Regions from separate parts of the Homo sapiens genome. Here region 2 is linked to region 1. A link is a loop called in an ENCODE intact Hi-C map of the cell type or tissue named here. Cell type or tissue: Caco-2. All regions are shown on one strand.

What was found. Hi-C counts contacts between places; a loop is a spot of excess contacts. Peaks named below come from ENCODE experiments on the same cell type or tissue, not always from the same donor. Only the 100,000 strongest peaks of a DNase experiment are listed, where the experiment ranks them.
Region 2: it touches region 1 in a loop (5-fold over the local background); 14 of 110 quality-filtered maps call a loop at or near these places.

The regions. Positions count from the first base shown.
Region 1 is chr7:155,813,534-155,818,533 of GRCh38, forward strand. No RefSeq gene overlaps it. Among named protein-coding and RNA genes, the nearest start is that of SHH, 3.6 kb to the left of the region's middle. RefSeq lists enhancers at 1,230-1,873, 2,172-2,673. In Caco-2, a CTCF peak has its summit at 1,889; a DNase peak (open chromatin) is centred at 1,918.
Region 2 is chr7:156,154,280-156,159,279 of GRCh38, forward strand. It overlaps LOC105375602 (a long non-coding RNA gene), which reads left to right. Exons shown (of 3, transcript XR_928249.4): 3 at 3,822-3,888. Among named protein-coding and RNA genes, the nearest start is that of SHH, 340 kb to the left of the region's middle. In Caco-2, no CTCF peak of the experiment used is centred here; a DNase peak (open chromatin) is centred at 2,722.

The DNA of each region.
Region 1 (5,000 bases):
ATAATCACCTCACTTTTTGCAGAAAAAGGAAAAAAACTCAAAAGTCCTAAGTAAACCAGGAAAATAAAATTTGAAGCTCCCTCTCAACCCTGCTTTTCTTTTTTTTTTTAAAAAAAAAAAAACAGATCATGCCCTTCCCCTTCTCAATCGCCATCCCACTCATGTGCAATGATTCCTCTAGCATAGGATTAGAGAGTGAGGGTTATTTACGTGGAGGGGAAATCCTGACCCTGAGGAGTCATCAGATGCTGCAAATGTGGCCCTGTGAAGTTAAACACTCTCCCTTGACCCCGGGCCCTTGGAGTGGAGGGGGAGAGGACCCCTGTGAAGCTCAGCCCTCAAACGATGGAAGTTTCCAGAAGTTCCCTTTGCAGATCAACTTTTTGTGTGTGTGGTGGGGGAGAGAAGGAGAGGAGCATCTTAGGACACATCTGTCTTGGGCATGAGAGGCTGAGCGTTAACAAGACTCGGTGGCCTGGGTGCCTTTGGGGAGGTTGACCCGGGCTCCCCTTCCCGCCTCTCTTTCTTGTTCCTTTCCATGGTTTGTGACGAATCGTGATCCCTGGAGGAGAGCACCGTGGGGGAGCAGCGTCCACTTGACCAGGCCCCGGCAGCCTCCACTGAGCGGAGCTGGAGCTCAGCTGAGCCCAGGGATTCTCCAGGCGGTGTGTCTGCGCTGCCTGTCCCGTTCCCAGTAAAAACAGACACAAAACAGGACCCGTGTTCTCTCCAGAGGAGGCCGGCCTGTTTGATGTGTCTACCTGCACAGCATGTGGATGTCACATCACTGGGTGGTGCCTGGGCTGGACCAGCGACCTGGCCCAGTGGGACATTTGCAAACTTTTGACTGCCCTGCCTTCCACCCTTGGCATCTCCTCTTGCCCCAGTCCCTCCTCCTCCCCCTGTCTTTCCCCGCTACTTACTCCCTTCCAAATGCAGGCAGAAGGCCCCCCACACGGGTTGCCACCCTGGGGCCTGAGAGATTGGGTGTGCAGCCCTGCCGGGAGGTGGCATGTGCACACAGCTCACCTCTGCAAGGGGCAGGGTGGGTGGGGTGTGCTTTTGGAAGCAAAAGCCTGAGCTGCACAGAGTTCCTTGTGGGCACAGCTGGACGTGGGGTGCCCCCAGGTGCGGTCAGCTCCCTCTTAGCAGAGCGCAGGGAGAAGACGTGGCTTGGCATTGAGCTTGGGTGACTCAGGGCATTTCCTGAAACCTCCCTGCCCTAAGGGATGGCGTGAGGCCCCCTCCCTCCCCTCCATCTCCAGACAGCCCTAGACACCCTGGAGAGCACCTCAGGGGCCGCCCCCCTTGTAGACTGGCCGATCCTCCAGAGTGAAATAATGATGGGCCAGAAAGCCTGCCCCCACGCCTAAGTTCAGAGGGCCTGCCCCCTGCATGGGTTGAGGGGAGCTCGGCGCAGAAAGCAATCCCAGTTATAGACCAGGCTGCTGACTGAGCCCCCCAGAGAAGCTGCTGCTCTGCCCTCCCGCCCTTCACTCCCTGTCCTTCCATCCCACCTGCTCCCCACGGCCCAGCACTGCCTTCCCCTCCAGAGGCCAGGTGGCTCTATCTCTTTGCCTTCCCCCCCCCCCCCAGACCATTTGGCCCCCTCCCCGCACCAGCAGAGGCTCCAAACACCAGCCTCCCTGACAAGGCCAGACATCCGGACATGCTGGGGCTCCGTTATTCATCTACCTGGGCTCTGCCTCTCTTCCTTGGGGTCACGCGCATCCCTCCCTCGCTCCTTCCTCCAGCTTTCCCTCCCCCACCCTCCCCCACCTCCACCCCTTGCCCAGCATCCCTGCTGAGGACAGAAGCTGCCTCCTCTTCTGCCCCAGCCCCCAGGCTCCCTCCTGGGCACTGCCCCTGCCCCTCCTTCCGGCCCCTGCCGCTAGATGGCCTCCTCACTCTGCCTTCGGCTCGGGCTTGGCCGGTTTGGGAAATCCCCGCAGTCCCAGGTCGGGAGGCCCGGAAGCCAGGCAGCCTCCTTCGTTCATCCTCCCCTGGTCCCGTCAGCAGTTTCTGCGCCCCCCTCATCCCCTCTTTCCTTTCCCAGATTTGTACCCGCTGGGCTCTGCAGTTATGGAGCCCGCCTGCCTGGCATCTCCAGGTGCTGCCTCTGTTTCTAGTCTCTGGGGTTGGCCTCTAATCTTTCATGTCCTTCTCCCCTTTGATTTTTCTTCCTTATAGTAATTCCACGCAATCTCTTTCCATCCAGCCATCCAGTCTCCACTTCTTTCTGGATTTTCCCTGTTTTGGCCGGTGGAACTTCTGCACTCCAGTTCTCTTGTGATTGCATCCAGGGCCTTTTGAATTTGGGAGGGATTCTGCACCTTAGCCCCCTTTCCCTAACTCCATGGTCCTCCCCATCCCCGGGCCCTGGGGATGTGAGTCTCCAGCTTCCTGGAGGGCTCAGGCTCTGGATAGCCCAGGAAATCCAGCCACACTCTGCACAGCACCCTGATTGTGGCCTGGCTGCAGGTGGATTGAGGCAATGCTGTCCTCTCCGTGCCAAAGCCCAGGAGCTTTGGGGTGGCTGCAGGGCTCTCTGGACTCCTGCAGCCACATCCTCATGGCACCAGCGCTGAGGGCAGGCCCGCTGGGAGGCAGCTGCCAAGACACACAGGGCCTCGGGGGACCATGGCTGGCATGTGGAGCCAGCTACGCTGGGTGCCCACTGTGCAGCGTTTCTCAGTAGTGCTGTGCAGCGGGCACGGGGCCACCCCCAAGCTGCCACAGGCCCCATGACTGTGGGTGCAGCCTGGCTTCTTCCCGGCCTGGGCCACTCTGTGAAGCAGGGTGCAGGAGACACTTTGGTGACTGGGATTCCTGCCCTCATGCCTGTCCGCCTGCACACCAAGCCCCGTGGAGCCCCGTGGAGCCCCGTGGAGCCCCGTGGAGACCCGGCTCACATGCATGAAGGCTGCAGGCTCTGAGAGATGAGGACCCTGCAGTTTCTGGGGACGCTGGAAAGATCACACAGCCAGCTCTGTCGAAGTAGACATCCTAAGGCAGGCGATCAGCTCGGATGTGAACGTGCAGCCTGAACTATGTTGCTGTGTGCCTTTGAGCTGATTTTCTCTCTTTAGACCATTGCCTGCCTTTGTTGAGTCACTTCGTCTTCATTTTAAGTAATGGACACCTCTTCTTAGGTCTAAATAATGCCTCAGGTGTGTGCCTCTGTACAGTTTCAAAGTGCTCTAGCACCGTTGTCAGGGGAGCCTGAAGCTACATTTGGGAGTTGGAAAGGGAGGCACAGTGTGGGCAGGTGGCCTCGTGCCCAGGGAGGAAGGGACCCTGCGTCTGCATGCTGCTCCTTGCACCCCAGCTACCTAGAGATCCTTCCACAAGACCATCATTGCTTCCATCTTGGAGCCTAGTTAAGAGGCAGGTGCCCCAGACAGTTAATGCATTAAACCCTTGCGCACATGGGCCTCACCTGGGGGCTGAGAAAAAGCCGACAGGCCGCGCTGAGGCCTCACTCCCGAGCACTCAAATCAGAATTTCTCCTTTGCTGACTTCCCTGATGGGGATCCCAAAACCCAGGAGCGAACGTGGGAGGGGGAGATGTGGGTGCAACTGCCAGCTCCAAGCCCCCTGCTGCTCCCCCAGCCCGCGGACACTCCCCAGCCTCCGGATGCTCCGTCTGCTTGGCCCCCCAGCCCCTGGACGCTCCCCAGTCCTGCTTGATGCCTGTGTGCCTTGGGTCCCGTCTGCCCGGCTGGGCCTGGCATGGAGCTGCACGCAGAACTTCAGACAGCAGCGGGTGTGCATGTGTGAGCTTTAGATTCTTTCTGGAGAGCGTGTGGAGGGGGTACGGTGAGGGGTGAATGTGACTGGGACACATGCAGTGCCTGGAGGCTGGGGTGCCTCGGAGGATTGAGGATGAAGCTGTGTGTTGGGGCGTGCTGGGGTAGTACTGCCGCGAGCAGTTTTTCCCAGAACTGCCCAAAGCTGGCTCAGCCCACTCCCATTGAAGGAGGGTTCCCTGGCTCAGCCACTCCCATTGGAGGACGGCTCCCTGGCTCAGCCACTCCCACTGGAGGAGGGTTCCCTGGCTCAGCCACTCCCATTGAAGGAGGGTTCCCTGGCTCAGCCACTCCCATTGGAGGACGGCTCCCTGGCTCAGCCACTCCCACTGGAGGAGGGTTCCCTGGCTCAGCCACTCCCATTGGAGGAGGGTTCCCTGGCTCAGCCACTCCCATTGGAGGACGGCTCCCTGGCTCAGCCACTCCCACTGGAGGAGGGTTCCCTGGTTCAGCCACTCCCATTGGAGGAGGGTTCCCTGGCTCAGCCACTCCCATTGGAGGAGGGTTCCCTGGCTGGCTCCATAGCTGCTCTTCTTCCACGAGTGAAGCCACAGAGCCTGTTCTTACCCACTTCCTGCACAAAGGCTGTTTCCTTACAGGAGCAGAGTTAAGCTGAGATCCACCAGGCAGGGCTGGCAGCTGATGCCACAAGTTCCACTGAGAGAATCAGTCACCGAGGCTGCTCCTGTGCCCTGTGCCCTGTGCCCTGTGCCCCTCCCCGCTTCTGCTCTGCCCACTTCCATGCTCCCTTGGGCCACGGAACTGTCATGACTCGGCCTGAGAGCAGTGGGCTCCCATGTCGCCTGGGATCTCCACAGTCAGAGTGCTGGTCTCCAAGGCCCTTCAGGGTTGTATTTTCTAGAGACTTGAACATCCTTGTAGGGTCAGAGATTATCTGGAGATGTCCCCGTGCACTGGGCTGTGGTGAAGGAGGGTTGCGGTCTGTGTGGACTAAGGAGATCCTCAGGGCTCCACCCACAAGCTCCCGGGCAAGCCACGCAGCCCCTCGAGACGTCTGTTTCTTTATCTGCAATGTGGGAGTATGAAGTCGACGATGCCAAAATCAACAGTGCCAACGCCAGAAGCCCTTTCAGCCCTGGGTTCTATGAGCCCCTGGTCTTAGCCTCAGGAGAACTCATGCAACAGTCCCTCTTCAGAGTGAAGAAAACTAAGAATCCACCCGCATCCCAC
Region 2 (5,000 bases), 340 kb after region 1:
CGTAGAACAAGTGGGGACGTCACAGGTGTGGACGTGGTGCGGGTGTAGACGTAGAACAAGTGGGGACGTCACAGGTGTGGACGTGGTGCGGGTGTAGACGTAGAACAAGTGGGGACGTCACAGGTGTGGACGTGGTGCGGGTGTAGACGTAGAACAAGTGGGGACGTCACAGGTGTGGACGTGGTGCGGGTGTAGACGTAGAACAAGTGGGGACGTCACAGGTGTGGACGTGGTGCGGGTGTAGACGTAGAACAAGTGGGGACGTCACAGGTGTGGACGTGGTGCGGGTGTAGACGTAGAACAAGTGGGGACGTCACAGGTGTGGACGTGGTGCGGGTGTAGACGTAGAACAAGTGGGGACGTCACAGGTGTGGACGTGGTGCGGGTGTAGACGTAGAACAAGTGGGGACGTCACAGGTGTGGACGTGGTGCGGGTGTAGACGTAGAACAAGTGGGGACGTCACAGGTGTGGACGTGGTGCGGGTGTAGACGTAGAACAAGTGGGGACGTCACAGGTGTGGACGTGGTGCGGGTGTAGACGTAGAACAAGTGGGGACGTCACAGGTGTGGACGTGGTGCGGGTGTAGACGTAGAACAAGTGGGGACGTCACAGGTGTGGACGTGGTGCGGGTGTAGACGTAGAACAAGTGGGGACGTCACAGGTGTGGACGTGGTGCGGGTGTAGACGTAGAACAAGTGGGGACGTCACAGGTGTGGACGTGGTGCGGGTGTAGACGTAGAACAAGTGGGGACGTCACAGGTGTGGACGTGGTGCGGGTGTAGACGTAGAACAAGTGGGGACGTCACAGGTGTGGACACAATGCGGGTGTAGACGTAGAACAAGTGGGGACGTCACAGGTGTGGACGTGGTGCGGGTGTAGACGTAGAACAAGTGGGGACGTCACAGGTGTGGACACAATGCGGGTGTAGACGTAGAACAAGTGGGGACGTCACAGGTGTGGACGTGGTGCGGGTGTAGACGTAGAACAAGTGGGGACGTCACAGGTGTGGACGTGGTGCGGGTGTAGACGTAGAACAAGTGGGGACGTCACAGGTGTGGACGTGGTGCGGGTGTAGACGTAGAACAAGTGGGGACGTCACAGGTGTGGACGTGGTGCGGGTGTAGACGTAGAACAAGTGGGGACGTCACAGGTGTGGACGTGGTGCGGGTGTAGACGTAGAACAAGTGGGGACGTCACAGGTGTGGACGTGGTGCGGGTGTAGACGTAGAACAAGTGGGGACGTCACAGGTGTGGACGTGGTGCGGGTGTAGACGTAGAACAAGTGGGGACGTCACAGGTGTGGACGTGGTGCGGGTGTAGACGTAGAACAAGTGGGGACGTCACAGGTGTGGACGTGGTGCGGGTGTAGACGTAGAAAAAAAAAAAAAAAAAAAAAAAAAAAAAAAAAAAAAAAAAGTGGTGCGGGTGTAGACATAGAACAAGTGGGGACGTCACAGGTGTGGACGTGGTGCGGGTGTAGACGTAGAACAAGTGGGGACGTCACAGGTGTGGACGTGGTGCGGGTGTAGACGTAGAACAAGTGGGGACGTCACAGGTGTGGACGTGGTGCGGGTGTAGACGTAGAACAAGTGGGGACGTCACAGGTGTGGACACAATGCGGGTGTAGACATAGAACAAGTGGGGACGTCACAGGTGTGGACGTGGTGCGGGTGTAGACGTAGAACAAGTGGGGATGTCACAGGTGTGGACACGGTGCAGGTGTAGGCGTAGGACAAGTGAGAACCTCACAGGTGTGGGTATAGACATAGTCCAGGTGTGGACACAGTGCAGATGTAGACATGGCGCAGGTGTAGACCCAGTACAGGTGTCAACACAATGCAAGTATAGACCGTACAGGGTGGCCACAGTGTGGTGTGAATGCAGTGCATTCTGGACACAGGGCAGGTGTAGACACAGTGTAGGTTTTGGCACCATGCAGGTTGAACATAGTACAGGTGTGGACACGGTCAGGTGCAGACACAATGCATGTGTGTAGTTGCAGGGCTGGATTACGTGGGACTGACCTGGGCGTGTTCCCAGGCCCCTGGCTGTGATATGTGTGTGCTGTGGAGACAGAGAGAGGTTGTTTCCACACTCCTTCCTTCTATGTCTCCATGGCCTTCACCTTCCAGGGGCAGCCATGCCGAAGCTGGTTAAATGGAGGTGTGGGGACGAGAAACATCTGAGTCTGCTGTTGCCTGTGGCCTGAGAATGGCTGAGAGATGAACAATGGTCCTGAGATCTGAGCTGGGCCGTGAGGAGGAGGGTGAATTGCTTGGATTAGGATGCAGATGAGTGCCGGGCAGAGAGCCAGACAGGAGCTAGACACAGAGAGGCCCGTAGATTGCCATTTGTGGATGTCTCTGATTGATTAAACAGAGGGGAAATCAACTGATTTCTTGAGAGCAGAAACTATAATGGATGCTTTAATTTGGGCTCACTGCAAAGCAATTTGCTCCCAAGCTCCAGGCTGGTTGTGGCCACCCTGGGGTGCACGGCTCGCCTCTGTCTCCTCTCTCCTCCCAGGTGGGCTCCTGGCTGGGGATCCAATGCTCTCTCGCTGCCCCCCACTGCCCAGCTCTGCTGCCAACTCACTCCTTCTTCCCAGGCCCCCTCCACCTGGAGTTGTCCTGATTCCACTCCCCTCCCCCGCCTATGCCTCAGGGATCTTGCCTCTGCCAGGGCTGGGCTGACGAATTCATTTGGTCACTTACTGGCAGATCACGGCCTAATGAGCTCCCCCTTCCGGCCCCACGGGATATTTTCATTTCCTCGGAGGATTTGCAGGGCCTTAGCCCAGAGGCTAAGGCATAACGTGGCCTGCAACCCACCTCCCACTCCAGAGATGAGCCCCTGGCCACATCTCGGTGCCACTGGTTCACTGGCCCATAGTGATACAGAGGTGGGCGCTAGGGAGGAGTGGGGACAATGCCAAGAGGAGCAGGGGAGTGCGTGTTCCCTTAGATAGGTGAGCAATGATTACGTGGCAATGAATGACCACCCTGGCACCTCCAGCCGCCCGGCGAGCACTGCTGGCATCCCGTGTGGGACCTGGATGCTACCAGCACGCAGAAGGGGAAAGCCAGGCAGGTGCGGCTGGGGCAGGAGAAGAGCACAGAAAGGAAGATGTTACCTGAGGAACCGGGCTCTGCTGCAAGCCGGGCAGGAGTGTGAGCAAAGACGGAAGGGGAGAGCGGGATGGAGGGAGACCACCGGGCACAGTCAAAGGCATCGCTGTGCAAGGAGGCAGCCTCTGGAGAGCCGGATGCCACAGGGTGTCCTGGGGGAGGTCTGGAGGCTGTGGTGGGGCCCTTGGGAAGAGCACCTGTGTACTCAGGTGAGCAAATGCCCGTGGGGACGGCTTGTGGGGCAACCTCCAAGTACAGCTACCCCTTCCTCTGTCTCAGGAGGAGACGGTGAGCAGCAAGTTCTCAGCTGGTTGACTTCCAGGACTCACTGTTCTCTGCATCACCTGAGAAATTCCTGAGCAAGCTGGCGACCCAGGGCTCTGGCATTTGGAATGAGGGACTGGTGGAGGCCAGGGCAGCAGAGTTTACTGAGATGACAGGCAAATGGCTTGTGCAAGGGTGGAGGTGCCGAGGGGGGGAGGTGAAGGTGGCCTGCCTCTTTGGAAGTGTATTATGGTTGGAGGGGCTCATTGTGTGTGACAGGAGATGGGAGATCTCGCAAAATGGCAGAAGAGCCTCATGAGGCACTCAACTCCTGCCCCACCCGGCAGAGACGAGGGAGCTGGGCTCTAGGTCAGGTCACCAAGCATGGGTTCTTGGGCAAAACCACTTTGTTTCTATCTGTCTGCAGTACCTGAGGACAAGATTAGAGGCAGAAACAGCGTGATCCAAGAGCATGTTCTCTTGAGGCATTTCCCGCTTCAGGAACCCTGAGTTATCCACGACAAGGGAAGATGGGATTTTCTATAGAAGAAAAATACATTTTTTTTTTTTGCAAAATCCACAGCAATAGTAGGTGTCACACGTGTCTACATATCTCTGCATTATTCTGGTGGCCACAGTGCTGACTGGGTGCAGCCACTGCTTCCCTCTCTAGATGTGCGTCTCCAACAAGAACACAATGCCACCTGGAGATGCCTGGCCTCGCAGGCAGAGTCCCCAGTGGGTATCCCTGATGACACAGGGGGACCCCTCCAGGGCCAGCCCATGTTGTCGTTGCTGGTCCATGGAGGTCTCTATATTCATGTCTGTGTTTCTGAGATTGTCAGGAGACAGGAGAGTGTGGGCAGAAATGCCAGGAGTGAGAGCCTAGTCCCGACCCAGACGCAGCCTCCATCCTGGCCTGCAGCCTTCTGTCTTCTCGCCTCGGGCCCCAGACAGTAGGAATTCGTTTGCACCTTTGTTTATCTGTTCACCTATTCTTTCAAACACACAATGTGTTCAGCGTTTCCTATGTGCAATGCCATCATTAATCATTAGATCATTAATTGTTTCTGCCCTGGGGAGGCTTTAATGGACTATACGTTGGGGTATTGGAGCCCTGGACTGGCAAGGACAGTGGCCTTGACGTGTTGGGGGGAATGTTCCTCACGATCATTTCTGTGTGTTAGTGTAGGGGGAGCAAATGTCAGGATGGGGCATAAAATACCTGTGTCATTGTCTAAGGCTGAGTGTCAGGTGAGGCGGAGCCAGGCCTCGGCCCGGCCTCCCTAGATCCCCTCATCTTTCCAGGCCCCCAGCGTGCAGGAGCACCCCTCTCCAAGCTGACTGTGTCCAGTTGCTTTTCCAATCACCGAGTCGGCTTCTATTTGATCACCAGATAAGAATGGGATTAGTACGATTTGGGCTGTTTGAATGATTTTGAACAACCCCAAACAACAACAACCCTGCATGTGGCTTTGAAATAAGCCTTGAATATCATCAGGTGACTGCTGATTACCTGTAGCAACCGCTTATTAACATTGGAAAAGCAAGCCCTCTAGATGCTATCAGCGAGCCTACCGAGGGGATCAGCTGGCTGCCTCACCCT